Regions from separate parts of the Homo sapiens genome. Here all the other regions are linked to region 1. A link is a loop called in an ENCODE intact Hi-C map of the cell type or tissue named here. Cell type or tissue: chondrocyte. All regions are shown on one strand. Links, peaks and the distances in the headings refer to the core of each region. The heading gives the core; the rest is flanking DNA. Region 1 overlaps PIP4K2A (phosphatidylinositol-5-phosphate 4-kinase type 2 alpha). Region 2 has its middle 91 kb from the start of PIP4K2A. Region 3 overlaps COMMD3-BMI1 (COMMD3-BMI1 readthrough). Region 4 has its middle 100 kb from the start of PIP4K2A.

The links. A loop is a pair of places that touch in the nucleus more often than their neighbours do. Peaks named below come from ENCODE experiments on the same cell type or tissue, not always from the same donor. Only the 100,000 strongest peaks of a DNase experiment are listed, where the experiment ranks them.
Region 2: it touches region 1 in a loop (2.2-fold over the local background); 5 of 110 quality-filtered maps call a loop at or near these places.
Region 3: a loop joins it to region 1, with 2.1 times the contacts of the local background. A loop is called at or near these places in 5 of 110 quality-filtered maps.
Region 4: a loop joins it to region 1, with 4 times the contacts of the local background. A loop is called at or near these places in 8 of 110 quality-filtered maps.

The regions. Positions count from the first base shown.
Region 1 is chr10:22,616,555-22,624,923 of GRCh38, forward strand. The region is part of intron 1 of PIP4K2A (phosphatidylinositol-5-phosphate 4-kinase type 2 alpha); the gene reads right to left. Among named protein-coding and RNA genes, the nearest start is that of PIP4K2A, 94 kb to the right of the region's middle. RefSeq lists a silencer at 1,886-2,180 and an enhancer at 7,072-7,572. In chondrocyte, for the core only: no CTCF peak of the experiment used is centred there; DNase peaks (open chromatin) are centred at 3,879, 4,144 and 5,899.
Region 2 is chr10:22,801,119-22,809,487 of GRCh38, forward strand. No RefSeq gene overlaps it. Among named protein-coding and RNA genes, the nearest start is that of PIP4K2A, 91 kb to the left of the region's middle. In chondrocyte, for the core only: CTCF peaks have their summits at 4,295 and 4,496; no DNase peak of the experiment used is centred there.
Region 3 is chr10:22,324,082-22,329,081 of GRCh38, forward strand. It overlaps COMMD3-BMI1 (COMMD3-BMI1 readthrough), which reads left to right. Exons shown (of 14, transcript NM_001204062.2): 6 at 2,350-2,480; 7 at 2,809-2,905; 8 at 3,514-3,569; 9 at 3,661-3,711; 10 at 3,869-3,977; 11 at 4,053-4,098; 12 at 4,519-4,617; 13 at 4,967-5,000. It overlaps BMI1 (BMI1 proto-oncogene, polycomb ring finger), which reads left to right. Exons shown (of 10, transcript NM_005180.9): 2 at 2,350-2,480; 3 at 2,809-2,905; 4 at 3,514-3,569; 5 at 3,661-3,711; 6 at 3,869-3,977; 7 at 4,053-4,098; 8 at 4,519-4,617; 9 at 4,967-5,000. The coding sequence starts at 2,369. Among named protein-coding and RNA genes, the nearest start is that of BMI1, 5.5 kb to the left of the region's middle. RefSeq lists a silencer at 1,456-1,835. In chondrocyte, for the core only: CTCF peaks have their summits at 1,979 and 2,182; DNase peaks (open chromatin) are centred at 1,385 and 1,722.
Region 4 is chr10:22,813,335-22,821,703 of GRCh38, forward strand. No RefSeq gene overlaps it. Among named protein-coding and RNA genes, the nearest start is that of PIP4K2A, 100 kb to the left of the region's middle. In chondrocyte, for the core only: no CTCF peak of the experiment used is centred there; no DNase peak of the experiment used is centred there.

The DNA of each region.
Region 1 (8,369 bases), core at 1,473-6,472:
GGGAGCTGGACTGGCTGAGCCCAAGATACTTTCAAATTCCTAACAGCCAGTGAGATAAGATTCCTAGCAACTTCATAAGATATCTGCCTGAAATTTAAGTCTTCATTGTGTTCAAAAAAACTTCTAAAAGATTCCTTATTTAAAAAAAAAAAGTAATTAAGTACATGTTTAGGGCAGATGATAAAATACACACTTAACTGAATATGTACCATGGGCTACTACAATTACACCAGCTGTGGTATAATAGCACAATGTAAATCTGGAAAGAACTGTGTGACTGAAAAGTTGTCATCTAACATTTCTTGTCATTTTAAAAAAGGGAAAATAAATACTCCTCAAAGCTCCATTAAATCTTAATGAATCATACACAATATCCTTGAAGGATGTAAAATCTACTTCTAAGCCAATTATTTATTAAAGCCAATTGTCTCAGTTTCCTTCATGAAAAATATAATTAACACAAAACACAGTAACATTTATGTGGGCCTTTCCTTTTAAATTACTATATAGCCCAACTCAGAAAAGGTACCTTGATTCCTCTCCTGAGCAAGGCATTGACATTTACATCACATGCAAGTTCCCTCCAACACTGCAAAACACACAGGTTTGTTTTTTCGTGTGAGACTGGCTGACTGCAATGAGTATCACTCCTGCAGATGTAAGACTAAATTCACACTGGCAGGAAAAGAGAGGTTGCAATTAAGCTGCAAAAATGGGAATACTAAATAGCTACTGGACAAGGAATAAATAAGTGAGACCCAGCTGGTAACGGTTCTGAAATTACGGCATACAGGGGTGTCCCCACAAAGCCATCTCACAGTGTGACATTTAAAAAATAAACCTCACTAATTTATATCATTTTTAAGTCAAGCAAAGAATATGCTCATAAATCCTGAGAGGCATTATTAATGGCACTTAATTAATTCAGATATATTCACCCTAAACACTATGTTCTCAGACTAATACATAATTAGTAATTGGTTTTCATTCAGCCAAGAATATGCAAAAAGTACCAAAAAAGCCTCTCACATGTAGAGGAGACACTGAGATACTTAATCTGATTATAATGAAGACAATTCCCTACAAATTATGACATATTGAGATGAAACAGGAAGCACCCCTTGTGTGGAGCCCCTGTTGGGTATAAAGGCTGGCGGAAGTGGCAGGGGGCCTGGAGGGGGAGCTATTTCATGGCAGCATGAGCATGGGGGAAGACAGGAGATGTCGAGAGTGGGTTGGGAATTATCTTGAAAGGCCCGTGCATCCCTCCTCAAAAATCTCAAGACACAGATTGAAAAAGGGCTCACTTTATCTCCCAAGATACATTTCTACTACTTAAATATGAGGGCCTATTTTAAAACATAATTCAATAACAAAAATAACCAGAGCGAGCTAAGCACAAAGGGTTCAAGATCAATGAGGGCCCAACAGGAAGAAGTGTAACGCATAACTTGATATGATGACTATTCTAGATACTACTGTAATTAATTTCATAGGGAAATCAAACAATAAATATGTCATACCAGATTCCCTAGACTCTGCAAGTTTTGCAATTGCTTCTGGCTTCTACAAATGGATGCTCGCTAGGTTCACGACCTAAAATGTGATATGAGTTCAACATTACAGATAAAAATCTCTCCTCTCTTTCCCCACATCCCTTCCTATCAGTATCTTAAAATAGATACTTTCCACTTACTGGACTCATCCTAAGAAAACAAAATTCCTTTGTGACTCTGTGGCTGATAAAGCACACAAGGATTCCTTCCACCAAACAAATGACTTTGAACAATTTCTGCCCTGAGGTTCATTCGCTTTAAGAAGTGAATGAACAGAGAACTAAAATTAGGACTATTAAGAGATAAGAGTTGAGGGTATCCAGAGCTATTGAAGTGACTCACAGCTGGAAGTTCTGACTTGTTTTGTCCCTGTCCCGCAAACAGAAGGGCCCTGCAGTTGTGATCAGAACTTTCACTTGTTCTCCACAAAGGTTTAAAAAATGACCTCAGGTGCATTGCTAAGAAAATATTTTCCATAATGTCACCTAAAAAAGGCCATCACATTGCACAATCCCCTCCACACCATGCTCTTCTCTCTCCAGAGCTATCTGCACACAATTTATTTCTGGAGAGGTGCAGAGGGCTTGGCTGGGAGCTGAGAAGCAGAGACAATACAGCTTCCAGGGTTAGAATCATGTGCAGGAACACAGTAGTAGGCTGCCTGGCTGACACAGAATTACCCACATTAGGTGCAATACCTACGACCTCTCCTTCAGAATACTTGAAAGTTGTGTCCAATTTGTTTGTAAAATGGGGAAACTACGACTATTTATACACCAAAGTTCATATTTTTGATGTGTATTGGTAGCAACCAGAACATACTTAGAACAAAGACCATCATAAAGGCATAATTTTTTCTTACTTTTTTCTACTAAGTGTCTTATTGGGAGAATGAGGGATTACCTAAACATTTTTAATCTGATTTTCACTATCTGATATTCATGTGTAATTGTTAATTTTGTACTGGGGGAAAAAATCACCAACTTGAGCACCAGCTCTCATTTGGAAATAATTTTTATAATATTACAATGAATATAGGTTGAAACAATTAAGAACTTTAAAAAAAAAAATGAAGTTCTAATATGATTCAGGCATGTAGCCCACACTTGGAATGCTGTGGCTCTCATTACAACCTACCCTGCAAACCAAATAGCAATTTGAAAGTTCTGAGGTTTCAGAGGGACAGGCAGGGCAAATTAGAATCAGTTACAGAGGCAGGAAAAAACGGGCAGCTGAAAATGTCTGGGAAATGTACTTTTATTTGTCTTGAGGCAAGAGGTCAATTTTCTACAGCTGCTTCATCAATATTCATTTTCTTTTTCTTTTTTCTTTTTTTTTTTTTTTGAGACAAAGCCTCGCTCTGTTGCCCAGGCTGGAGTGCAATGGCATGATCTTAGTTCACTGTAACCACCGCCTCCTGGGTTCAAGCAATTCTCCTGTCTCAGCCTCCCGAGTAGCTGGGACTACAGGTGGGCGCCACCACGTGTGGCTAGTTTTTGTATTTTTAGTAGAGATGGGGTTTCACCATGTTAGCCAGGCTGGTCTCGAACTCCTGACCTCAGGTGATCCACCCGCGTTGGCCTCCCAAAGTGCTGGGATTACAGGCATGAGCCAACACGCCCAGCTAATATTCATTTTCTAAGACCATTTCTCAAAAGTTGATGTCTATCTGCAGATAAGACAAAAATCAAAGATCCAAGTATATTTTAATTAACATTTTCTTCTGAAATCTGAGCTACCTTCCAATATCTAGAAAAGAAATGCTTTTTTTGACAAGCCAAATAAAGTTATTCTGATATCAAAGGTGAGTAGGAATGAGAATAAAAGCACAAAGGTCATCCTTTCCAGGGTCCACAAACTCAAAAGCCTAAATTAATTCACTTCAGCAGATTTTTCAATTAAACAAGAATCATTAAGTCAATCTTTTGATTAATGGCTACTTGACTAAAATTAAAATGTCATCAGAAATATTTAAACTTTTGCTTAGAATCTTACTTTAATTTATAACATAGACACAAACTCTCCCATCTGTCAACTTGGTATCTGCAAGCTCAATCAGACTCTTACGGACATCCTTGCCGGCTGGCCCACTGTCAACTTCATACAAAAGAATGTAGTCATGTTAAAATTCTACCTCCCATGAACCACAGAATCTGACATAAAACTACTGAATTCAGGCCAAAAATTTATAATCTGGTACAGAGGTAATACTGGCTTTTTTAAAAATTCAAACAAAGACATTGCCAATGAAAACAAGAGCTTACAACGTGGTCCATTCAAAAGGGCCCCAGGCTCAGGGAGTCAGGAGACCTATGACTGAGCCCTGGTCAGCCACGTCACCACCCTCTGGCCTTGAGCAAAGTGCCCCAGCACTCTTGATCTCGCTTTATACTTTAAAAAACGAGTCTGAGAAGAGATCACAGTGATGTGTGCTTTGGCCCAGATAGTGATTTAGAAAATGCTTGAATTAATCACCAATCTTTTCAGACTTGAGAACATTTACATACAAATTTGGATTTCTGGCTTCTTTTAAAAATGGGAAGACCTGGCACCGGGCCCGGCATCACTCATCTGGTGCTGAGTAGCTGTGGGGATACACCCTCCAGCTGGGCACAGTTCCTGCCACTCCCTGGAGTCTCCTGCCTGGATGACTTGGCCCATTCCAGGGCTTTAGCCACCACAGGGCTCTGGTGCCTGCACTTGGGAGACATTCCCACAAATTCAAATGAATCACAAAACAACTTTCCAGAGATCCACTTAATTCCTGGAAGACACACATAACCTCTTTAAGTGTTTCATTTATGTGGATGTGGCAGTGCAGGGACAAAGATTGGAAGAAAAGCCACAGCTCCAATATTCTAATCAAAGGCATTGCAAGTTCCTGGTCTTCTTTTGAAACTGACACAGGGGACAGGGAAGAGATGCTAAATGAAGCTAATATGCCTGCAGTTGCCTGTAACCATGTCTTCAGCCACGTAAAGTTAAGCATCACCATTGATGCACAGAAAAGACGGGATAAGACAGATAAGAGCCACGTGCAGATGACATCATTTGAATCTCTGGACCTGGGGGATCTTGAGGCCAGCCTAATCCAACATCCTTTCCAGAGACAGAAACCAATCAATCCCCTAAGCTAGAGGAAGGTAAATTTCTGCCACTTGCAATTGAAGACACTCAAATACTTAATGGATGTCAAATAAGAACTTCACTCATCCAAATGGCATGACCACTAGCAATCACACAGCACTCTAAGAAACTGATCTTGAAAACTTCAAATAAACATTTTACTTTTTAGTCAGATATTTAATATGCTAAAATAATTTAATACTTCCCTGGTATCTTTCTTTCCATTCATCCTGGGATAAGGATGTTCTAAAACTAGAGTTCCCCAAGTAAGCTGTGAAGGCAAAGCTTCCAGAAGGTGCTAGATGATACCAAGCTGGCCAGAAGCCCTAAATCTCATACCTAAATCTGGCTAGCCATGGAGAAGATGGGGAGGAGTTTGGTATGTAATACAGGTGTCCCTGGGTACCCCAGATAACCACATCTACTGAAAAAGTAAGCAGTGAGTGACAGCTGTGCATTCAGAAAATCAATCACTGAAACACATCATTAATAAAACCTGTAAGACAATGGAGAAGGGGATGGCATGTACAGTTCAGCATTTTGAACTGAGATGTGTTCAGCAGACTTCACAGTTGGGACCTTCGTTAAGATTCCAGAAGGAAGCAATGAAATCCTAATTCTGTTACACCAGAACTTTTGTTTTTCTTTCCATGACCACAACAGAGGGGCCGCCTGCTTTCCTGCCCAGCATCCATCCTGAAAGAACAATGAGAGGAAGGGTACCATGCTGCCATTTACACTGCTTTCCCGGATTCCCATTTTAAGAGATGACCTGACCATGCATTTTTATCTCTTTTCCTTCCAGAAGCTCTGCTAAGATGACAGTAAAGGAAGTTAGAGATTGGGGGAAAATCAAAAACACCACCACCAAACATGACAAGAACATTGGAGAGCAGACAATAGAAAACGAGAAATGTCAAAGAATTTTTTAAAGACAGAAAAGTAGTAGAGGATTGTTAGCAGACAGAAGAGGAGACAAAGCTGCTACCTCTGTGCCGGTGGCCACTCAATGCCATGTGCTCCCAGATGCTGAGGGGCTCCACAGCTGGGGTTCAGGTGGCAGAAAGACGGTGCGCTGCCTGTTGCTGTCCATGCCATCCCATCGCATGAGAGGCACAGGACTGATTCCTCAGAAACCCCAGCCCAAGAAGCTTCGGGCACGGGAAGACCCAGCTCACACAGGGCTGGGCTGGGCGTCACGGAGCACGGGAGGAGCCAGTTACCATCTGTGCTCTGAGGCCTGGGCCCTCTGCCGCTGTCCCCTGCTCTGCTGCAATCGCACCTTTGGCCTGGGTCACTCCCCGAGGGGACACTGGAGGATTCCCATTCTGGCGGAAAGGCCCTAGAAATATTAATAATTCCGCCAGTGGGCGGCAGCACAAAGGCTGGCCTCTTCCCCACTGTCAGTGGACGGGCACCGCCACTCCACATACCCGGGACAAGTCGTCTGTCTTCCAGCACCTCGTTCTAAAACCTGACTGGAGAGCAACAAACCACCGGACATGGGAGGAAAGCCTTTAGCATGAAGGAGACTATAACAAATCTATAATTTTTTTCTCAATGCTATTTAACATCATGCAATACTAAATCGCCAAATTTAGTACTTCACAAAGTACTAAAAATAACTGAGTCACAGTAAGGTGAATGCTATTATTTTACCAAAAAAAGTATGCATTATTTCAAAAAAAAGAAGGATGAGGGGAGAAAAGAGATGGTGTGAGAGAGCCAGCATCATCTGCCTTGGCAGAAACTCAAAAGAAAATGCCTAACATGACAAATTCATAAATAATGGCACAAGCATATTACCTAGCAAACACCGGGGCAAATAATTATGTATAGCTGTGTAAACCAACATGGAACATTCTCTAAGAAATAGTGCAGAGTGAGAAAAGCGAGATAGAGATGCGTTTAATGTGCTACCATTGACTTTTTTTTTAAAAAAAAAGGTTACACATTCATGTGTTTGTCTATGAAACTCACTGAGAAAGCACAAAAAAAGCACAAAGATCAAGTTTAGGTGTCTGGGGTCGGGGGTGAAGCTCACCTGTAATGGTGAGCTTCCGTACTGTTTAAATTCTTGATCACTTGTTATTTTCATAGTAATGATGGAGAGAAAAACCAAAGTGCTCACGAAGGAAGCGTCTAACTCAGGGGCAGACCGCAGCTCTAAGGCAAGGGTCGCAAGGGTCTTCCACAAGGGCGGTGTGCTCCTCGGGGAGAAGACAGCAGAGCTTCTCTATGTACATTATACTAAAAGGCTGCCTTTACACAGCTTGTCTGACGAATGCCCTCCTCAGTCCAATGTGAGCGTCATGAGCTGTATATTGGAAGGGAGGTACCCCCAGGAACAGTAGGAGCTTAGAGGTTGGCGGTTGGCAGGGGACGTCCGTGCACTGCTCAGGTCCAGTGCATTGCAACCAATTGTAGGTTACATGTGCCCAGTTAAGTGGATTTGCAGATCATACCATCTGGCTTTAACTAAGCTAAAGCAACGCTCACAAAACAGGTAAGTGCTTAAGAGGATGCCTGAAAAACAACCACATGGGCTGAAGCTAATGTTAAACACACAGGACCAATCAACAAGAAGCCACGTGGCAGGCCTAAGACTGAGCCCTGAGCTCCCAGGGTTCTCGCTATCAGTCACATGATGAGGTCAAAGCACTGATGATTTCATCAGATATGAAAAGAATAGTTCACAACAATTAAAATGACTGGGAAGACTTTATTTAAAATGTGGGCTTCCATTCATTTTTGTTCATGATAAAGCTTCCCTAAGTGTACACTGTGCCTAGAGATACCAGCTAATGATACTCCAGAGCTATCAAAATGCGCAAGTCATTTAAAATCTAAGCACTCAGGACCTGAAGACAAACAACTCTAGTTTTCTTCACTATGTTTAACATTGGGCAGTACTACACTACAAATTCAGTACTTCACAAAATTTTATTAATTTAATGATTAACATGTAGAAGCTTCTTTCTGGGTTCCTCTGCTAGGAAAAGACTAAAAACCACATATTACTGGAGAAGCACTTGCTATTTCTACCAAGGCAAAAATGGCTTAAAGCATGTAAAAACCAATATGGCATCAAATTTGAATGAATTCCTTTGTCAGCAAATACTGCGGGCAGAGGCATAGAAACACCAGTCAATATTTGAAGACTCAAGGATTAGAATAAATTACACAGCCTATGAAGTTTGCTTTAGAATTGCATCAAAGTAAAGATGATTCTAACATTTCTCTGCTTCGGGTATTTGCTAACTTATTTCCTGTATTCAAAGAACTACTGTGTATGGTTGAGAGGGAAGAAGAATGCAAGCACTTTAAAAAAAAGTTGTGGAATTTAGGAGATGAGTCATGCACTTTTCCCTTATAAAACATGTGTTCCAAATTCATGGACCTTTGCAGGGGTCAGAGGTGCTTCTCAGTAGTATGTTACCTAGCAGGGGGAAAAAAAAATCAGCACACTTTACGCTTCCTTTCAAAGTAAAGGTGAGACTCAACATTGAGTAAGAAATTAACTGCTTTTCAAGAGAAACCAAAGCTTTGAAAGAGTATTATACAAACAGATGTTTGAAAATATTTCCACTGTTTTGTTATCTTTTTGCCAAAAACAATGAAACTGTGTCACCTATGAAAACTTTTATATCAGCACACTTAGTAACTTGGAAATAGAATATTCTAGTG
Region 2 (8,369 bases), core at 1,990-6,989, 190 kb after region 1:
AATCTCACTCTGTCACCCAGGCTGGAGTGCAGCGGTGTAATTACAGCTTACTGCAGACTTAACCTCCCCAGGCTCAGGTGATCCTCCCACTTCAGCCTCCTGAGTAGCTGGAACTGCAGGTGTGTGCCACCACGTCTGACTAATTTTTGTATTTTTTGTAGAGATGGGATCTTTCCATGTTGCCCAGGTTGGTCTTAACTGCTGGGCTCAAGCAATCTGCCTACCTCAGCCTCCCGAAGTGCTGGGATTACAGGTGTGAGCCACTTTGCCCGGCCTGTATTCTTTTATTAATTTAAATACTATGTGAATGGTATATGTTCTGTTTCAAATTTTAAAACATGAATCTTATTTATGAGTTCCTTGATAGATTTTCCAAGGGGTGTCAATTGCTTTTGAGACAGAACAATAATTTTTCTACATTCACCCTGAACACTTTACTATATTCAGCCCAAGAGAATACTACCCACTGATGAACTAATAGAAGAAGCAGAAAACCAAATTAACAGAAAAATGCTTTAGGGAGCTGGGACAGAGTAGTATCATAATGTGCTATCAATATAACTTCAAGCCATTTTACCAAAAATTGAAAAAAAAAAAACACTGGAGACATTGTAATACCCAAAATTCTATACAGCACTACAGTGTGAACCAGCCAGTAACATTTAATCTAAATTCTTCAATAGCTCTGCCCTGGACCTGTGTGCTGTTCTTTAACTAAATAGCAAAATAGGTGGCTCAAGTGGTAAGATGCACGACCCATCTGTGTTTGAGTCAGGGAGAGCAGTTCCCAGCTGGATGGCTCTAGAAGTGTGAGAATGGCAGAGAGCATGATCTACTCACAGATGCTATACTAACAGCCAAAGAGGGGCCTGTTGTTTAGAGAAAGAAGCTATTTTTAAAGTTTAACACAACTGGAAAATTTTGACTCTGCAAGATCAGGAAGTCATATTTCATTTTGATGAGACCCTAGCAGAATTCTCTGTGCACACTCAGAATTATGTTTTAGAAACTAGAAATATCCACAAGGGAAGCTATCAAATTATAAATATCTTATAAACTAATGCCTAAGGATAATAGTAAAGTTGCTTGAATCAACGGAGATAAATCTTGGGGCTAGAAAGCAGGGTTTGTTTTTTGTTGTTGCTGTTGTTGTTGTTTTTTGAGATGGAGTTTTGCCCTTCTTGCCTTTTTGCCCAGGCTGGAGTGCAGTGGCACAATCTTGGCTCACTGCAACCTCCACCTCCCAGGTTCAAGCAATTTTCCTGCCTCAGCTTCCCGAGTAGTTGGTATTACAGGTGCCCACCACCACGGCCGGCTAATTTTTTGGATTTTTAGTAGAGATGGGGTTTCACCATGTTGGCTAGGCTGGTCTCAAACTCCTGACTTCAGGTGATCCTCCTGCCTCAGCCTCCCAAAGTGCTGGGATTACAGGCGTGAGACACCACACCCAGCCGGGCTTGTTCTCTTTAGGATCTCACAAAGTGCCTAACACTGTGGGTGCACAGTCAAGATTTCGTTGAGGGCTAACTCAGCCTTACTTTGCATGTACAACAATTATAAGAACGATAATCTCTCCAACAATATATAGATGTTAGATGTTGGAGGCTGCAACATCTACCTTCTTCAACCTCTGATGGATGCACTCAATGCAGACCTATCTTATGGGGATCAACAGGCACATTTCGTAAAATGGCCAGATCAACAAATCTTCTCTCCCGCTTTTTTAAATCTCCAGTGCAGGAAAAATGTTAGGGATACGTAATTCCAACTAGGGGCCAAAGTAGGGCTCCTGGCCCACCAATTTTTTTTTTAATATTTCCAGTCCCTAGAGTACCCTTGGGGGAGGAGTACCAAGTAGGTCTTACTGCACATTGTCACACTCAGGGCACAGGAAGCAGCAAAGAACATGGTTTCTTCTAGTCTATCAGGAAATGAAGAATTTGGGCAAAACCGATTGGGCAAAACAGATGTAGAAACACTACATCATGTGTGAAAGGCAGTCAAATGGATGTCAAGCTCTTCAATATCCCTCCCCAAAACTCTTTGATGGGGTGTAGGTAGTTGCCATTTCTTCTATGAGCCAAGTTGAAATTATAAGTAGGAAGCATGAATGTTTCTCCTCATAATAAAATAGACAAGCATGGTTTTAATTTTAGATCAAGGAGATTCAAGTTAGAGCTAAGCAACACTCTTCTTTCAGTAAGAATTATTCACAATGAAAACAGTTCTCAATGAAATGCTCAAGATGTGGCTTACAAGTGAATGCCTAATTAAAGTCAGACTTCCATATTGTTCATGCATGCACTATAAGAAACAAAAAGTGGGGCATACAGCCAAAAATAGGAGATTCTGGACACAGAAAACATAGACAAATGTGCTACAGTAACTCAACAAGATTGACAATAAATATTCCACAACTGATCATAAATGATTTGTTTTCAGAACAAATTAATGAAAGATTGAGTTGAAATTTTTGTTTATAAAAGAAATCAGAAATGTATGGGAAGATTAAGCTTCTATTTGTCACCCTGCAGGAATGTTCTATTTGGCTCCAGGGCTTTATTTAAGAATGAAGTTTTACTCTTCTATGTAGGAATGCTCAGGCTTGGAACCAAAATCTATCTGCAGAGCCACTGATCTCAAAACACAGATTATCCTCTCTCTTACCTCTCGCATGACTTAAGTTCCCATTCTTGAGCTATCTATTTCTCCTTCTCTGATGAAAACTTTTCAAATCTCACCCGTTAGAGGAAGTTGCTTTTCCTTTTGCCAAATGATCCAAATAATGTGTGGTTCAAGGTGATTGTTCTTCCAATCCTCCAGGTGCCTAATCTTGTAGGGCACACAACCTTTTTCCACGGGGCTTTATTCTGAGGAAGATTCTTTTGTGAATCAAGATACAGCTGCTATAACTTGAGAAAGTGTAATAAGACCCCTTGGGTGAGCCATTACTTTTGAGTGAAGAAGGTAGTACTGAAGATGAAATGCAGTGAGTTCACCGGCATCTGCGTCTGCTGCTGCCTGGCTCATCTAGGGTCCTAGGATTGCTACTTGACCACAATTCAGAAGATACCAAGAAGAACTCAAAGAAATGTATCATTCAGTTAATTTTCACATTAGCTTACCAGCTTCCAAATAATATAAACAAGGTGGATGGTGTAATTAAAGTGTCAACAAGATTTTAGAAAATGTATAGTTCATGGCACTGTGCTAGGAAAACATTACTCGTGTAGGTCTGTGGGTAAATATTTTACTAATATTTACCTAATAGTAAAGTTGTTATGCCCACTTTAGCTCCCTATTGATTTGGAAGACAGAGGATATTTTAGATGAAATGTATAAACAAAGGCAAATCTTGATTTGGATTCCTTTTTTTTTTCTTTTTCGAGACAGGGTCTCACTTTGTCATCCACAGTAGTGTGCAGTGGCGTGATCATAGTTCACTGCAGCCTTGACTTTCTGGGCTCAAGTGATCCTCCCACCTCAGCCTCCTAAGTAGCTGGTACTACAGGTACATGCCACCACTCCTGGCTAATTTTTTTTTTCTTATTTTTTTGTAAAGACAGGGTCTTATTGTGTTGTCCAGGCTGGTCTCTAACTAAAAGGCTCAAGCAATCTGCTTGCCTTGGCTTCCCTAAGGGCTGAGGCTACCATGCCCGACTTTGATTCAGATTGTTAGTGAATATCAGAAGGTTCATACAACCTTTATCATTCAGCATCATGCATTGTAGACATATACTTTTAAACAATCAAAAATAAGAAACCTGGAAAATAGAATTTTCTTGAAAAACATCTCCAGTAGTGCGAGGGACACATATTTTGTGATCACCGTCTGCTAAGGTGTATTTGCAGGTCTTCCTTTTCCCTCTTGCAATTGCTCCCTGTGTTTCCTTGTGAAGCTGTGTTACGTGAGCCCAAGCAGAGATTCCGCCTAGGTATTCTATTAGCTTTTACAGTAACCAGTGTGTAGAAAACACAAATGACGGAAGTCATTGCTTTTAAAGCCCTTCTCACAAATGAATTTCCTTTGGAGACGCAATATCCCAGGAGCATAATAGATTTTCCTCTCCCTTCTTCCATTTGAACAGACACGTTCACAGCTAACTAATCAGTTGCAATTCTAATCTATATTTCTGATTTGTTTACATGCATCATGCAGGCTGGCAATCTTTTGAATTTAAATGTGACTTAAAGTAAAATAAAATAAACCACAAGTAAATGACACAGAATTGCTAACAGTAGGAACTTTGTTTACATTCCACATTCTGAAAATATTTTGTTCAGCTGGCTAGGGAAACCACATGGTGGAGACAGACTGGGTGAGGATTTGGTTTACTGCCTGGCTGGAATCAGGATGGAAAAAGGGATGGCATGTGATATGGCTGTCTGTCACCTCAAATCCAGAGAAAGAACACATTCTCAGCACACATGTGATCTGTGCTTTAACAGAAGAGCTCTAATAATCCTAGCCAGATCATCACGTGCGCCTGGCACTGGGCCAGAACAATATGCCAGTCTATTGGAGTATTCAGATAATAACCGTCTCTTCATTTCTGCAGTCATCAGCAGGTGCTGCTTCGTACATGACTCTCTTGGAGTCTGTTTGTTCTGCAAGTCCTTTGTTCCTGCCTACTTTCTGAAATTATCCTCTAATACAGTCCTATTTCTCCCTTCCCACCTACATTTGAAGGTTTATTGAGAGGCTTTCGTATTCTTGTTGGTCTCGCTGCCTTTCCCAGATGATGACTCCAGCTCAATTAAATGAAACTTAGCAATAGCTGAGGAATGGTCACTAAAGGGACAAGATGCATTGAAAACACACAGATGCCCTTTAACGTGGGCTCTGTCCTCCAGAGCAGAACATTGCAGTGAATGCACCTGTACCAGGGTGCATCCTGGTACAATTACTTGGTGTAAGAAATGAGAAAGAAGGCAGGAATGGAGATGAAGACAGAATTTAGAAGGGAAGAATGAGATTTTAGCAGGCCAGTTCTAATAGCAGATGCTCCTAAGATGCAACTCAGAAAATTAGTTATTTCATTATCCCTTTGTTAGGAATATATTGCCCACATGAAGAGAACCAAAGGAAAAAAAAATTTTTAGAGATGTAAGGACACTGTTCACATTGTTGTTGTCTTTTTTTTCTTTGAAAAAACAAGTCTCCTTAAGCACATGTGTACCTTGGGATCTCATCAAGGAACTCATCCTGCTTAGGGATTTCAGGAGCTCCAACAGAGAGTGCTTGGAGTACTTAGAAGAGGGGTCAAGGCATGGGAAGAGCAGAAGTCTCCTCTCCCAGCCTTTGATGTGTCCATCTGGAAAGGAAAGAATGTCTAGTAGCCACTGTGAGAAGCAGAAGAACTGAAACTGTTCCAGATTCTATAGGCATGTCTCCAATTCTCTGCCCTCCGGGGAAATTAAAGGCAGCCCCTGCTGCCTCGGCACCTTCCCTTGCCTCTGTCTTCCCTTTCCCCGCCCTGGCCCAAGCTCACCTTGACCAGCTCCAATCTCTGTTCTCTGAGTCTGGTGACAGGTCTTGAAAAGCACTGCCCTGCTTGGATGTTCTTTGGCCACACTCGGAGGAGTCTTGCTGTCCATTTTCAGGGGAGTGGTGTCCCATCCTCCAGCCTGGGCCTGCTTTCTGCTTGGTGTTCTTTAGTCCCAAGCTTCACAGACCTACTCCTCCATGCGCCCTCAGCCTTTCCTTCCAAACTTGCAGGCTTTGGAGAGAGCCTTTCAACTATGAGAGCCTCTCATAGTTATCAAAGAGCAACACATCAAGCTCTAGAATGAGAAAAGAGAAAACAAATGGAATTCTGGAAAAATTCTCCAGTAAATTTATAAATGCTTAGAGAAAAACCTTTCCCCCTATGACACAGACTTGTTCATGAAACAGAAGAATAATTTAGTTAATACTTTTAGTTCTCAATGAAAGAGGATATTTGGAACACACACATGCATACACACACACACACAGAGATCAAACTTTAATCAAAAGCAATAAAAAGCAGACTTAACACTGTAGAAAACTCTACCATGTGTAGATAACTAGCTTAAGGAAATGATTTAGATTGTGAAGGAATTTTTTTTTTTTTTTTTACTTCATTGAGTTCTAAGTCATTTACAATTGTCCATTTTACGTATACAGTTGGATGAGTTTTGGTCAACGCACACAGTTGTGCAACTATAATCACAAGAAGGTTTCCAACAGTTTTATCACTCTCAGACCTTCCTTTGAGCCCCTCTGCAGTAAGTCTCTACCCCCACTTCAGTCCTTAGCCCAAGGAAACTAGTAATCTGCTTTCCGTCACTGTAGTTTTGCTTTTATAGAAGTGTTTATCAATGAAGTCATACAATATATACTCTTTTGTGTCTGGTTTCTTTCACTTAGCAGAAGTGTTTTTGCGATTCATTCATGTTGTTCATTTTAGTAGTTCATTTCTTTTTATTGCTGGGTCCCTTGTATGGATACATCACATTTTGTTTATTCATAGGTAAGCATTTGGGCTGTTTCCATTTTGGAGGTTATTATGAATAACGCTACTGTGAGCATTCACATGAAAGTCTTTACGTGAACATATGTTTCCATTTCTTTTGGGTAGGTATCCAGGGATGAAAATGTCGGTACATTGGTATGTTGGTACATGCATATGGTAAATGCATATTTAAACTTTAAAGAAACTGTCAAACTGTTTTTCCAAAGATTTGCAGCATTTTGCATTCTTACCATCAATAGATGAGGGTTCCAGTCACACCACATCCTCATGTACCCTTGGTGTTATCTTAATTTTAGCCATTTTAATGGATGCATTTTGTTGTCTAATTTTAGATTTAATCTGTATTTCTCTACTGATTGATGATATTAAATAAACATCTTTCTGTGTGCTTCTTGGCCATTCATTTATTTTTATTTCGTAAATGTGTAGTCAAAACTTTTTTTGCCCATTTTTTCCATTTGGATTATTTGTATTCTTCTTCTTGAGTTTTAAGAGTTCTTTTTATATTCGGGGTACAAATCTTTTGTCATATCTATGTTTATTTTATATTCATATATAAATACAGATTTCCAATCCATGGCTTGTCTCTTCTTTTTTTCTTTTCTATTTTTGAGACAGGGTCTTGCTCTGTCACTCAGGCTGGAGTGCACCCTCAGCTCACTGTGGTGCCATCTCAGCTTACTGCAATGTCTGCCTCCTGGGTTCAAGTGATTCTCGTGCCTCAGCCTCCCAAGTAGCTGGGATTACAAGCATGTGTCACCATGCCCAGCTAATTTTTGTAGTTTTAGTAGAGACGGGGTTTCACTATCTTGACCAGGCTGGTCTCAAACTCCTGGCCTCAAGTGATCTGGCCGCCTTGGCCTCCCAAAATGAAGTCTTTTCATTTTTTAATGGTATTTTTCAAGAAGCAAACATTATTAACTTTGATGGAGTTCAATTTAACAGGTTTTTTTCCTTTATAGTTTGTGCTTTTTATCCCCCATCTAAAAAATCTTTGCCCTAACCCAAAGCCACAAGAATATTTTCCTGTGTTTTCTTCTGAAGTAAATATTTTTTATTTATTTATTTACATTAAAAAGAGTATTTATTGAGTACTTACTATATGCCAGGCTTGGAGCACTTCATATATATTATTTCAATAAATCTTCATAACAATCCTAGGAGGTAGGCTGTTTTGGTATTTTGTTTGTTTTATATTGTTTTTATACGTAATTACCTGCTCTACTGTTCTCTTTTAAAATTTCAATAGTTTGGGGAGAACAGGTGGTGTTTGGTGCATGGAAAAGTTCTTTAGTGGTGATTTCTGAGGTTTAGGTGCATCCATCACCCAAGCAGTGCACATTGTACCTAATGTGTAGTCTTTTATCCCTCACCCCACTCCCATCCTTCTTGCCCTCACTCCAGGCCCCAAAGCCCATTATATCATTCTTATGCCTTTGTGTCCTTATTGCTTAGCTCCCTCTTATAAGCGAGAACGTAAAATGTTTGGTTTTTCATTCCTGAGTTACTTCACTTAGAATAATAGTCTCCAACTCCAATCAGCTTTCTGCGAATGCCACTATTTTGTTCCTTTTTATGGCTGAGTAGTATTCCATGGTATCATAGATAATACATTATCTTTATTCACTGTTGGCTGATGGGCATTTAGGCTGGTCTCATAGTTTTGCAATTGTGAATTGTGCCGCTATAAGCATGAGTGTGCAGTTTCTTTTTCTTTTTCTTTTTTTTTTGACGAGATGAAGTCTTGCTCTGTCACCCAGTTGGGAGTGCAATGGTGCAATTTCAACTCACTGCAACCTCCACCTCCTGGGTTCAAGCCATTCTCCTGCCTCAGACTCCCAAGTAGTTGGGATTACAGGCGTGTGCCACCAT
Region 3 (5,000 bases), core at 1-5,000, 290 kb before region 1:
TGCTCAAAGCCAACCGGTAGATAACCCTCCACTGAGGTTTGATTGTTCTCCTTGTTAATACTTGTCTTTGTGTGGTGTTGGTTTTCTGCAAGCTAGAGGAGAAATAAAGGCAGCTATTTTTATTGGAGCCCCTTCATGAACTTCGTGATCGGTGGTTTTTTAGTGCAGTATGCTTTCACAGGCAAACAGAAATATCAGCTTGCTATCTTTCTAGGAAAGATCCTGTGGTTTCACAAGGAGAATTTTCTTTAAGCACCAAGAAGGCTGTTCTTTAATTTACCAAGTATAATTTGATTTAAATATTGCTACTCTTTAGGGTCATTGCTCTACCTACAACTCCTCCGTGCCCCGCTTAGATTTATGTTAATATGTTGACAATATTCTCCAAAACAAGTAATCCAGAGATAACTGAGGAGTCAGTCACACAAGAAGTTTTCTGGTAGAGGTCGCCAGTTGCCACTGTGGTCACTTTCATAAGAGAGGCTTTGTTTTGTTTTTTACCATTTTCTAGAGGTTAGCTCTTAATTTCAGCCATTGAGCTGTGTTGATTGGTGTTTCCCTTTACTGCATTAATACACCTTAGGAATTAAAACCGCAGGTATATCTTACTGCAAGTTTCAAAAGGTCCTGGATTTCCATTCAAGGAAGATTTGAGAATGTACTTCAGTGAGGTCTGGAAGCTTAGTCTTATATCAGGTTCTGAAATGAATGAAGAAGGGGGGTTGAAGTTTATTTTTCAAGAATACTACACGAAGTATTTGACTTCCCTGACTGTCGGCTGGTGTATTGTTGCTGACAGTTCCCCATTGTGACTTTCCTGTAATAGAGGTATCTGTTGGGAATATCATTTCATCGTATGGGGGGTTTTACATTTGTTTTTCTCTCCTGTCGCTGCTTTGGGTTGACAAGCTGTTGATTTAGCGTTGGAAATGGGCTGGTCACATGGTTCTGTACATATTGTCACTATTGTACCGATTAAAGTACTTTTTCTTGCCCCCAGCATAGTTTGTCCAAATAAAACACTGGGCTTTGCCCTCTCCTCTTCTTGTAAAACAGATTTCAGTTTTCAGCCTTTCCAAAACTTTGTATCGCTCATTTAATCTACAGGAGAGCGTCACATTAGAGAAGGAAGTTTTAAAGAGGTTCGGTTCAATAAACATCTCTGCAATTTGAGCCCTGACGGTTTCGGGCTAAGTGCACAGTTGGCAATTCTCAAAAAATCCCTTCGTGAAATTTCTGACCGAGTGATTGCAGACAGGACAGACCGAGAGAGTCGAGATCTGAAACCAGCTCTGCGCACCAAGTCGACGTGAAAAGAGGCCCCCGGAGTGTCCGAAATGGCCGGGAGTGCGGTTTGCATTTTCCTTTCGCGGGCGCTGCCGCAGGCTCCGGGGTCCCCGCCGCCCAGGACTGGGTCCCTGGTCCCCGATCCCCGCTCCCCGCTCCCCAGCGCTGTGGCCTCGTGGGGCTGCCCCGCCCCCCCGGCGTCGCCGCACCCACCCCGCCCCCGCGCCGGCCCCGCCCCCGCGGCGCGCCGCCCCTCCCCCGCCCGCCCGCCCGCCCGCCGCCCCGCACGCCCGCCGAGGCTCGGGGCTCGGGCCGGGCTCCGCGCGGAGTTGCAGCGGTGGCCGGATGCCAAGTGTAAGTGTAAGTTGCTATGGAAACCCCGACCGAGGCGAGTTCCGAATCCGGAGCGAGACGGAGCCCCGGGCGCCGCCGGATCCGCCCCTCGCATCCCGGCCCCCGGGCGTCCGCCGCGCTCAGGCCCCGGCCCAGGCCGACTGGAGGTGCTCCTCCTGCGGCCCCAGCACCCGGCTCCGGAAATGCCAGGGATGCAGGGAGGGCAGAATTGTTTTCCCTGCGCGTCGCGTAAAAACGTGCCAGGTTCTGCTTGCTGGAACCGTCTAAAACAACCGGAACCCCGGATTTTCACTTGCAGATTCTTGAGGAAGTTTTATAATAAATTCGGAGACCTGGAACAAGCCCTAGTGGTTGGTAAATATCCGCGGGGATTGTGTGGCGTCTGCAGCAGCCTTGGGGCTGCTGGGCTGGAGGACAAATGGAAGAAAGAGACCCTAATACGCTCAGCTCCCAGCCCCCACCCCAGACTTTCTTCTACCTACAGGAATGATCTGAGAGACCAGAAGTAATGTTAGTTGGATCCTTTTGCATCAGTTTGGTAGAACTGATTCCGATCTGATGAGTAAATTCCTTCTGTAGAAACGTTAGGACAGCCCAGCTGTACAGTGTTAAATGAGTTTTATAAATTCAGTGTTTCAGGGTTTGTGATTACTAGATGATCTCCATTCTTGTTCTGTGAATTATGGCCATTATTTCTGTGTCTTGCAGGATTTTTTATCAAGCAGAAATGCATCGAACAACGAGAATCAAGATCACTGAGCTAAATCCCCACCTGATGTGTGTGCTTTGTGGAGGGTACTTCATTGATGCCACAACCATAATAGAATGTCTACATTCCTGTAAGTACCGAGCTTTAGCTCTCTTTTGTATCATGCGTATTTCACAGTTCGACCTGGAATTTGAAAACTGTTAATGATTCCTGCAATCTGTGGAAATGTTGGTACAAAGTGGTGAAGGCATTTTCTTCTCTTGCATCTAATGACTTTTTGTTAATATGTATTGATTGTATTACAAGCATGCAATATATGTGTTCTCAGGATATGAATTAGCTTATTTAGTTGGAAATGCCTTTCACCATCTTGTTTTCTACTAGTTCTGGGTTTCTAACACCAATGATTTATCCACTCATTTCTAAACATAAAAAAACTTCACATGTTCTACTTCTAGTCTGTAAAACGTGTATTGTTCGTTACCTGGAGACCAGCAAGTATTGTCCTATTTGTGATGTCCAAGTTCACAAGACCAGACCACTACTGAATATAAGGTAGGAAACTGTTGAAATTCCTTGTTTGTAATTATTATTGGAGTTGTATAATTTACTGAAGGCAACCCTCTTTATTTCTTCACAGAAAATTTACTCTTGAATACATAACTAATATGTGTGTGCTTTGTGGAGGGTAGCCGTTTAATTTCTTGCCATATTAATGGTGACCAAGTTTAGACAAAGTTTAGTAGTATTCAAGTGATTTTAAGATTTTTTTTTCCTAACTGTCCTTTAAAAACTGAGTTAGTTCACCTTTTTTGCATTGCTTTATGGACTTCATGACAGGCAGGAATAAATATTTAAAAGGGCTTCCATTCCTCTTTATTCCCTATTCATATTAGCTAGTTTAGTAACTTGAAAGGCACACTTCTTTTGACAGAGCAAATGTGAAGAATTTATTAGTGAATATAAAATATTTTTCTACTGATTTAAAAAGTGCTATATACAGAGAACTTTTATTCTCATAGTTTTTATCTTATCAATAATAGTTATAGACAGCATCACAATCAAGTAAAATATTATAGCACAAAAGAAGACTATAGAAACTTATGAACATTTTTAGTTCTTGCCATCTGAATTCATAGTTTTCTATTTTAATTATTTTTCAGGTCAGATAAAACTCTCCAAGATATTGTATACAAATTAGTTCCAGGGCTTTTCAAAAGTGAGTAACTTGCTTAGAAAATGAATTTAAAGAGATTATTCATTAGTTCTTTGTGTTATGCCAAATGTTTACATCTTTTTTCCCCATTCAGATGAAATGAAGAGAAGAAGGGATTTTTATGCAGCTCATCCTTCTGCTGATGGTAAACCTTTTAGGGGAGGGAAGACATTTTATATGGGGGGAGAGCTTATCTAGGAATTAAAATGTATTAAAATTGACTTTACCACTTCCATCCTCTTATATATAAAATTTATTAGGCATCTGATTTTTAAAAATTACATTTCACTATATCGTTATAGCTGCCAATGGCTCTAATGAAGATAGAGGAGAGGTTGCAGATGAAGATAAGAGAATTATAACTGATGATGAGATAATAAGCTTATCCATTGAATTCTTTGACCAGAACAGGTAAAATCTTTAGGCAATTTATTTTATGCTAATGTTTTATTAGATTGTTTCACTAATAAATTTTCTCTTTATTAGATTGGATCGGAAAGTAAACAAAGACAAAGAGAAATCTAAGGAGGAGGTATGTTTCATGTTACAAAAACATATAGAAGAAACATTGTTTGGAATCCAGATTTTATCAGGGATTGTGTTGCCCTTTAGAATATTAGGCTGTTAAATAGAAGAAAATGGTCATGTTTAATGTTTAAGAAAGGTCTACATGTGATATTTAATAATTAGAATTTATTTTATATATGATTGTTAGTCTTACAAAATATTTTAAGTAGTTCACAGTTAATACTTTGGTATGCTTGAAGATTATATTAGGAATCTGTTCATTTAGTATTTGTAATGATAGTAAACTCAGAGTGTAATTAGTTGAGAGGTTGGTCACCTCCAATTTTGTTTGATACTAGTATCTTTTATATTCAAGCAATCAAATTGAAACTTTCTTCATATCTTAAAGTAACTGAAAAAGTTACTTTTCTAAATGTACTTTTAGGTGAATGATAAAAGATACTTACGATGCCCAGCAGCAATGACTGTGATGCACTTAAGAAAGTTTCTCAGAAGTAAAATGGACATACCTAATACTTTCCAGGTATCTACTTTTATATTCTTCTTGCATTTTACATAGATTTTACAATTTTAATTACATTTTTCACTTTGGATTTTGAACCCAAAAAAGCAATAGAAAAAAAATGTGAAGTTAGTGCTAAAGTTGAAATTTATCTTAAAACATTTGGTATACATTCTCTTTTATGCTATGAAAACAAATCCCTTAACACTCTCTAGAAATAATTTTTTCTCATTTGAAGTTTCAGGAGTCTTTCTTTGTTAAAATGTTTGGAGAATATGTTTCTTAAAGCACTTTTGGATTATATTTAAATGACAAAAAATGTACATTTACCTTTGTTCTTTTATTACTTAATAAAAATATTTTTCACTAGATTGATGTCATGTATGAGGAGGAACCTTTAAAGG
Region 4 (8,369 bases), core at 1,472-6,471, 200 kb after region 1:
AAACACTTGAGAAAAAGAGCAGGGTGTAAAGTGTGCTGGGAGCTACGTGGAGCTCCGTAATGCTAGAGCTTAGGACAGTGTGGAGCAAGGTATGATGAAAGACATCCCCATGGGCAGGGTCCTGAAGAGATCTCCAGCCCATCCATAGTGAGCATGGACCATATCTTATGGTGAGCCACTGAAGGATTATAAGTAAGAGAATGATGTTGCCATTTTAACTCACTCTGGTGGAGAAGAGAACCTGATGAGAGGCAGGGAGATTGGCTGGAAAACAAACTCTTCACACTCAGTGAAAGGTAATAAGCTTGGATCAAAGTCAATGGTAGTAGAGAAGAGAAATGAACAGATTGGAGAAATATTTAGGTGGTAAAATCTGTGGTGGGTGAGGGAAAGTGAAATACCTAGGATTTCTCCCAGCTCCCTGGCTGGACTCCTTTGTGTAATTAACATGTAATGTGGGAGTGTGAGCAGGTATGGGTCAGGGATAGGAGAGCTGGGAATACAGGGAGATTTGTATCTCTTAAAAATAATAACTGCTGGCAGGGTGCAGTGGTTCATGCCTATAATCCCAGCACTTTGGGAGGCCGAGGCAGGAGGATCACTTGAGCCCAGGAGTTTGAGATCAGCCTAGGCAACATAGCAAGACCTTGTTTGTAAAAAAATAAAAATTAAAAAAATTTTTAAAAACCTTTTATTATTATAGAAGCAGTATGGGTAGATTGTAGAATGTAAGAAAATGCAGAGAAACCAAATATAAGATAATGAAGAGACCTGTGACCCATTGATTATAACTATTACATTCTTAGCGTTTATCCTTCCAAATCTCTTTTCCTAGGAGATCATACTGCATGTGTTGGCCTGTTAGTTACTTCTTTAAGTGAGCAGTCTCCAACTTTTCCTGTCCGTAAGTTTTCTTCTCACCTTTCTCCTAAAAAATTCCTTTATTCCTGCCTTGTCCAGGTAAGGTTCTAACCCAGGACCACGAAATGCCCCTGTTATATATCATAGACACTATTTCATACAGCAGAGTCTTTTTCTTCATGATATTGTCTTATTGAAGAGACAGTGTGTATCTGAGCATCTACCATGGCCAGATGAACTGCAGAATGTCTCACCTTCTTGGGTCTATTTGGAACTGCCTAGAGGAGGTGTCATTTAGTTTGTTCCTCTATCCTGGAGGAAGATTTTTCCATAGGCACTAGTGAAAAGCAAACAAGTAATAAGCATAGAAAATGACAAGTCTAAATGAAGTATGAAGACAGCAAATGCAATAAAATTTCAGAAAAAGGGAAATAATATTAGAGCAGGCCCTTAAGTAGCAGGATAGAATGTGGATCGTTAACCAGGTAGAGATCAATTCCAATGAGATAGAACAATGAATAAAGGCTCAGATAAAAGAGAATATAGAACTGTGATCTAATGACTCAGATTAATTCTTTTTATTCAGAGAATGCTGGTACTGCTTGCCAAAATTACTGAGTGATAGAAGTAGTTGCTATACTTGTGATTGCTGCTCTATGCAATGGAAAAATTATTGCAAAGAGCATTTTAAAAGGATATCTTGTTTTAGATTATACCACTGAAGAATACTGATTTTCCATCAATTTTACCATCTGAAAGAGTTAAAACAAATGAAATTTATTCAGAAGGTGAATTTGATACAGAAACATATTTCTATGTGTTAACCTTCTGATTGTATTTTATTTGGATCACTTAAAGATTTGCTCTGGCCTATAAGTTCAAGGAGGATATAAATCTTCAGGATATATTGCTTATGTGACCATGCTACTGAAAATTTTTTTTCTGATGAAACCAGAAAGCTTTGAATGAAAATTTTCAGTTAGAAGGTAATCTCACAGAATAAATGTAGACCCATGCTTCTGAAAATAAATGATATCAAATGTCTGCTCAAATTTACCTTAGTAATTGATGCATTCTTGTAAGATTTGATCATTTAAATAAGCAGACCTTTCCATCCTGTTAGTTTGGTAACCTAAGTTCCCACTATAATCTTAACAAGAGGATTTTTTAGATGCTGTCTTAGAATGTGGAGAGATTTGTGTGTTCCCTTGGTCTCCTTCCCAATTTAGTGAGGATCACTTACATTTCAAACCTTGACCTCATCTTTGCCTTTTCTCCCCCTCATTTTACAGAGCACACCAGTCCTAAAGTAAACCCACTGATTCATCTTAAATTTTTTTTAGTTATCATACTTTATTTTTAGTTCCTATAATGAACACTCATTTCCAGGTGCTCATCACATAGGCTATTGTATAGTAATAAATTGACTTCTTTTTTCTGGTTTATTTCATCTTTGCCTACATGCTTTACACCAGAAAAATTATTCTGAAATGCAAACATCTGCACACCACTGCCTACTTAAACAAAGACACAGGACATGACCTTCAAAGATTATAAAGCAGAATTCAAATTCTGTTATTCCTACAAAGAAACTTCTGATTCAGTTTGGCTTGTCTCCTTTTTGCCTTTTGAACATGCCCCCAAATTCACTCTCCAATCCTTTCCTCCTGCCATTTTCCTGCCTTGAATCCTCTTTCTACCTTTTTTTTCCTTTCTGAGATGGGGTCTCACTATGTTGCCCAGGCTGGTCTTGAACTCCTGGGCTCAAGTGATCTTCCCACCTTGGCCTCCCAAAGTGCTGAGATTACAGGTGTGAGCCACTGTGCCCATCCCTCTTCCCTCTCTTACTGTATCTAAGCTTGCTTGTATTTAAACCTTTATCTCATCTATGGAATTTTTCTTAATGATTTTATGGCAGAGTAATCTCCATCTTCTATGAAATTGCATAATTCAATATATGCATGTCACTCATTTTGATGTTTTATTACTCTTGGCCTTTTATTACTTATTTTCCTGTGTATGTCTTCATAATCACCTCCACTGAAAATTATTGGAAAAGATGTAACACACTTTTGTATTCTCTGTGGTGCCCCAGGGGTTGGGAAAATTAATCTAGGCATCTTCTGTCCCATAGCTCACCTCCTGAATCCCGTCACGTTGACCGTAGTGTGTCACTGTGATGGCCAGGCCATCCCCAACACTACACTCCTGGAGGAGAGTCATCAGTGTGGCCCACTGACCTATTTCCTCTTCTCTGTTGTGCACATAATAAGAGTGCATTTTACTGCCCATGCTGATGCCAGGCATGGCCACGTGATTTACTCTGGCCAGTGAAATGTGAACAGATGTATACACTTCTGGGAAAATGCTTTAAGGGCCAGTTCATTCATGAGTCATCACATCCTCTCTCCTTGTCTTTACAATCTTTTTTTTCTTTTTTTTTTTTTGAGATGGAGTCTTGCTCTGTCACCCAGGCTGGAGTGCAGTGGCACCACCTTGGCTCAATGTAACTTCCGCCTCCCGGGTTCAAGTGATTCTCCTCTCTCAGTCTCCTGAGTAGCTGGGATCACAGGCACATGCCACCACACCTGACTAATTTTTGTATTTTTAGAAGAGACGGGGTTTCACCACGTTGGCCAGGCTGGTCTCAAACTCCTGACCTCAGGTGATCCGCCCACCTCGGCCTCCCAAAGTGCTGGGATTACAGGCATGAGCCACCGTGCCTGGCTGTCTTTACGATCATAAAAGCACATGTTGAGATGGAGCCTCTGGCACCCTGGGACAGAGTGACTTTGTCAGCCACTGAGATTTTGGGGTTGTCACTGTAGCATAATGTTTCTCATGCTGACTGACACAAGAAAAAGCAATCTTGACTGGGGAAGGATGAGAACTTTGCTGGCTGTATTCCAACACTCCAGACCTGTGGCTTCTGTGTGACTCATACGTGGCTGCCATTTCCCCCTCTGTCATCATCCCAGGCTGCCATACAAAATACCATAGACTGGGTATTTCATAGGCAGAAATTTATTTTCTCACAGATCTGAAGGCTGGAAATCTGAGGTCAGGGTGCCAACATGGTCAGTTTCTGATCAGTGCTCTTTTCCTGGCTTGCAGATGGCTGCCTTCTTGCTGTGTCTTCACATGGAAGAGAGAGAGAGAAAGAGAAAAAGAAAATCTTCATTTTCTTTTTGCTTTTTTAAAGACATGGGTTCTCACTGTGTTGCCCAGGTTGGACTGAAACTCCTAGGCTCAAGTCATCCTCCTGCCTCAGCCTTCTGAGTAGCTGGGACTACAGGCATGTGCCACTATATCTGATTAGAATCTTTCTTTTCTTAAAAGGCCATGGTACTGTTGAGTTAAGGTTCCAAGCCCTATGAACTTAATTAACCTTAATTACTTCCTAGAGGTCCTATCTCCAGACACAGTCACACTGGGGGGGTAGGGAAACCTGCAAACTCATATCAAGGTGCTACATTCGCACTCAAATGCTTAATTTTTTTTTTTTTTTTGAAACGGAGTCTCGCTCTGTCACCACAGTGGAGTGCAATGGCGCGATCTTGGCTCACTGCAACCTTCGCCTCCCGGGTTCAAGCGATTCTTCTGCCTCAGCCTCCCGAGTAGCTGAGACTACAGGCGCACACCACCATGCCCAGCTAAGTTTTGTATTTTTAGTAGAGACAGGGTTTCATCAGGATGCCCAGGATGATCTCAAACTCTTGACCTCGTGATCCTCCCACCTCGGCCTCCCGAAGTGCTAGGATTACAGGTGTGAGCCACCACACCCAGCCTAATTTTTTTTTTTTTTTGAGACAGCCTCACTCTGTCACCCAGGCTGGCATGCAGTGGCATGAACACAGCTCATTGCAGCCTTGACCTCCTGGGCTCCAGCCTCAGTCCCCCAAGTAGCTGGGACCACAGGTGTGAGCCATCACACCCGACCAATTTTTTTTTTTTTTTTCATAGAGACAGGGTCTCACCATGTTGCCCAGGGTGTTCTCAAACTCCTGGCCTCAAGCGATCCTTCCACCTCAGCCTCCCAGAGAGCTGGGATCACAGATGTGAGCCACCACGCCTGGCCAAAATGCTTGATATTAATTAATGAAAGAGTTATATTAGTGGTTCTCAAAATATTTCAAGTGGTTTAGTTTCTAGAAGTCATGAGTCTTTTCATGGAATACCATGAAATATTGATTTAGTAAACATGTGGAAACTAAATATAATCTTTTGTGTTGAATAAAAAAATGATTTCTTGTAGACAAAAAGGCCTATGCACAATTTATAGCAAGAGTCAAAGTTTTAAGAAAAAAAAAATACCCGTGTGAAAACCAACAAAGAAGACACTATTATTAACCTAAATTTCTCTTTGAGTTGTGAAAAGGTCATCATTATACGATTTTTAAAGAGCAGGATATCTTAGTTCTATGCACAAATATCAATATTCTTTGAGAGGCTAGTTTGGGAATGACTTCCTTTTATCAGTGAAAAAAATATATTAAAAACTGCTGTAAAAAAAAAAAAAGAAAATCTTTACCCTATACTACTACAATGTGTTTACGTATGTTTAAAATTTTTCACAATAAAAAGTTTTAAAAATTAAAAAAAAAGTGCTGTACTCTTGCCTTTCTCATGATTCACATAGGAAGAGAAACTAAATCCTGAGTTTGTATACCACAAACGAGCTGAAAAAACATAGGTAACTGTGGGATTTATCTTGTAGCCTCAAACATTCCAAGCAATAGAGAATGTTAATTGGGGGATTTCACAAACAAACAAACAAACAAACAAATGAAAGGAAACACCTCCGTTAAATGATGCTCTTTAAAACTGACTAATAACTAATACTCATTTCAGATGAGGGCTCTGCTATAAAAAGGTCTATATCCCATGATGTATTTCTTGTACCAGTGCTATAGGTTAAAAACCTTTGGTTTTATGGGAATTCATTTCCTATTAAGTATTTCTTTTAAAACAAAATATGTGCTCTTGTTTAAAAGGGCCAATCGTTTTAGTTTTCCATCATCTGAGTTAAAATGTCTTGGGACTTTTTATCCCCCCAAAATATAAAATTTCCCAAGAAATTAAACTGAAGTTAAAAAAAAATACCCCAACAACCTTGCAGATCAGACATATGGAAAAATGTTAATATATCTTTTTAAAATTTACCAAGAAAAAATTGCTACCGGGATTTTTAAAATGTGACAAATAGATACTTCACTGCATAAATGACTACAATAACATCTATTTCTATCTTCAAAAAAAGTGATTTTTCTTCTATAAGAAGTCCACTTCCATTAGCAAAGTAAAATTCTTCTAACCTTAAACTTTGAAGTAGGCTAGTCTTAAATCTGATTAAAGGAAAAAAATTTGATATGTCATAGCTTTGTCTCCTTGTCTATTTTACATTACATTACATTAGGTATTACATTACATAAGTTACATTAATAATTTATTCATCTAGCAATGTAAGAGTATGTGTTCCAGGGAAATTTTCTAGATAGCTCAAACTTACCATTATGCATCCAGCTATATAAATCAAATCAAAACAAAACAAGAAGTTTTTAAAAATGAATATATCTTGAATGTAAAGGGGCATACAATTTAACCTTTCCTCAGTGTCTTAGGGTCCTCATTATGAATGTCAGGTAAGGTGAAATACTGAAATAAAATGATATCCCCAGAGACAAAGGAGGTGTGTACAACTATTGCATGACACGAAATGGCCCCAGACTATTCTGCCTTGACACCTGAGTTCTTCTGTTTTTTTCTCATAAGCTTCTACTTCTAAAGTTACCCCAACCTTTCCTTTGTCAAAGGGTTCCAGAGTTCATCTTTACCATGGCTTACTTCTGGGTTCTCGGTTGGGTTCTATGTCCTTCATGGTTCTATTTGTGATATACTAGGAAGGGGAGATGTTATGGTCCTTTCTCCTTCTCCGGATCTCTCCTGTTTGAAGAAATAAGTCAACCGATGCTTTATAGAAACAGGTATTTAAATAAACTCATTGATTTTTGAAGGAAGTGGGGAGATGGCAGGCAAATATATCTTGTAGAATCCACATTGTGTGGAACCTGCTGTTAGCATCTCAGCAAACTCAACAAGAACTGAGTCAGTGAACAGACCTTCAAATGTGGAACTACTCTGGAGACCTGAGACCCATCTATAACTGTCTTTCTCTCTCATCTGGTTCCAAATCCCTTCCCTAAGAATCTACTCAAAGTTAGATATTCAAGGCAGAGTAGTGACTTCATAAGCAGAGAGGTAGAGGCAGTACAAGGGAACGTCACTATCCTTTAAAAGACAACCGATCATCTCAAAGTCCTTGCTGGCAGGGGAGTTGCCACTGAGGAGGAGCAGTTGACCCAGAATTCTTCATCCTGAGTTTCTCTTCCCAGGCCCCCATGTGCTGATCTTGTGGAGACACGGTTCCTCTCTGACTCTGGCCCAAGCCTCGGTACAGCCTGGGGACTTGATATCCACAGCACAGTTGAGCCATTGCAGGGGCTTGCAAAAGATTTGATAATAGATGTGACACCTTTCTATCTACTTGTCTCACTTGACTTGGAGCTTCTCGAAGGCAGAGACTGGATGTATCTCAAGCACATAATGATCAATGGTCCTTCCTCATCAAATGTTTGTTAGGGACGCAAGCTGCAGTGGGTCCTTTTGGGAATTTCTTCTTTTTTGTTCAATTTAGCACTGAATACAGATATTGACACAAGGTGAGGCTACCTAGAATTACTGTTAATCTGATAAATTTAGCTTTAGTGCATCAATTTTGTTTTCGTTGTTTATTTTTTCTAGAGACAGGGTATTGCTCTATCACCCAGGCTGGAGTGCAGTGGCATGATCATAACTCACTGCAACCTCAGCCTCCTGGGCTCAAGAGATCCTCCCAGCTCAGCCTCTCAATGTGCTGGGATTACAAGAATGAACCATCGTGCCCTGACCAACATTGTTTTTAAAATGGCAGATTAAAATAAGAAAATCTTTGATGTTCATGAGATGGAAAGTGATAATGGTCAGAATAAATATTTCAAAGTATACACATTTACCTCAATTAACTTTTGTTTTAAACACAACAGAGATGATACTGAAGTGTAGATGCTTATATTAGAGATGCTTAATATTTTTTAATCAATAAATCAAAATGAGGAGGAGCTTGAAGGATCTTTGCTTCACTTAATTCTAATGATTGTTCTATAATAGTAAGTTCCACACCATAGCCTTAGAGAAGTTACCACTTGATTAAATTTTGTAGCTGAAGGATGAATTTTTAATGTTTTCCACTATAGTTAGCCCCAATTCACTCCAGTTTAGAATGAGATTTTAGTCTAACATTAGGAAAGGGAGGTTTAAATTCCATCTGGACACACAGAAAGTGCTTGGATAGACTTGTAGGGGGGAAAAAGTGGTTTTAGTTGTTTGCCGCAAACTATTAAGATGTTTAAACAGATGGTGATCACAGTCACATGTCCTGGTGAAATGGAATTTCCTTTTCATAAATTCCT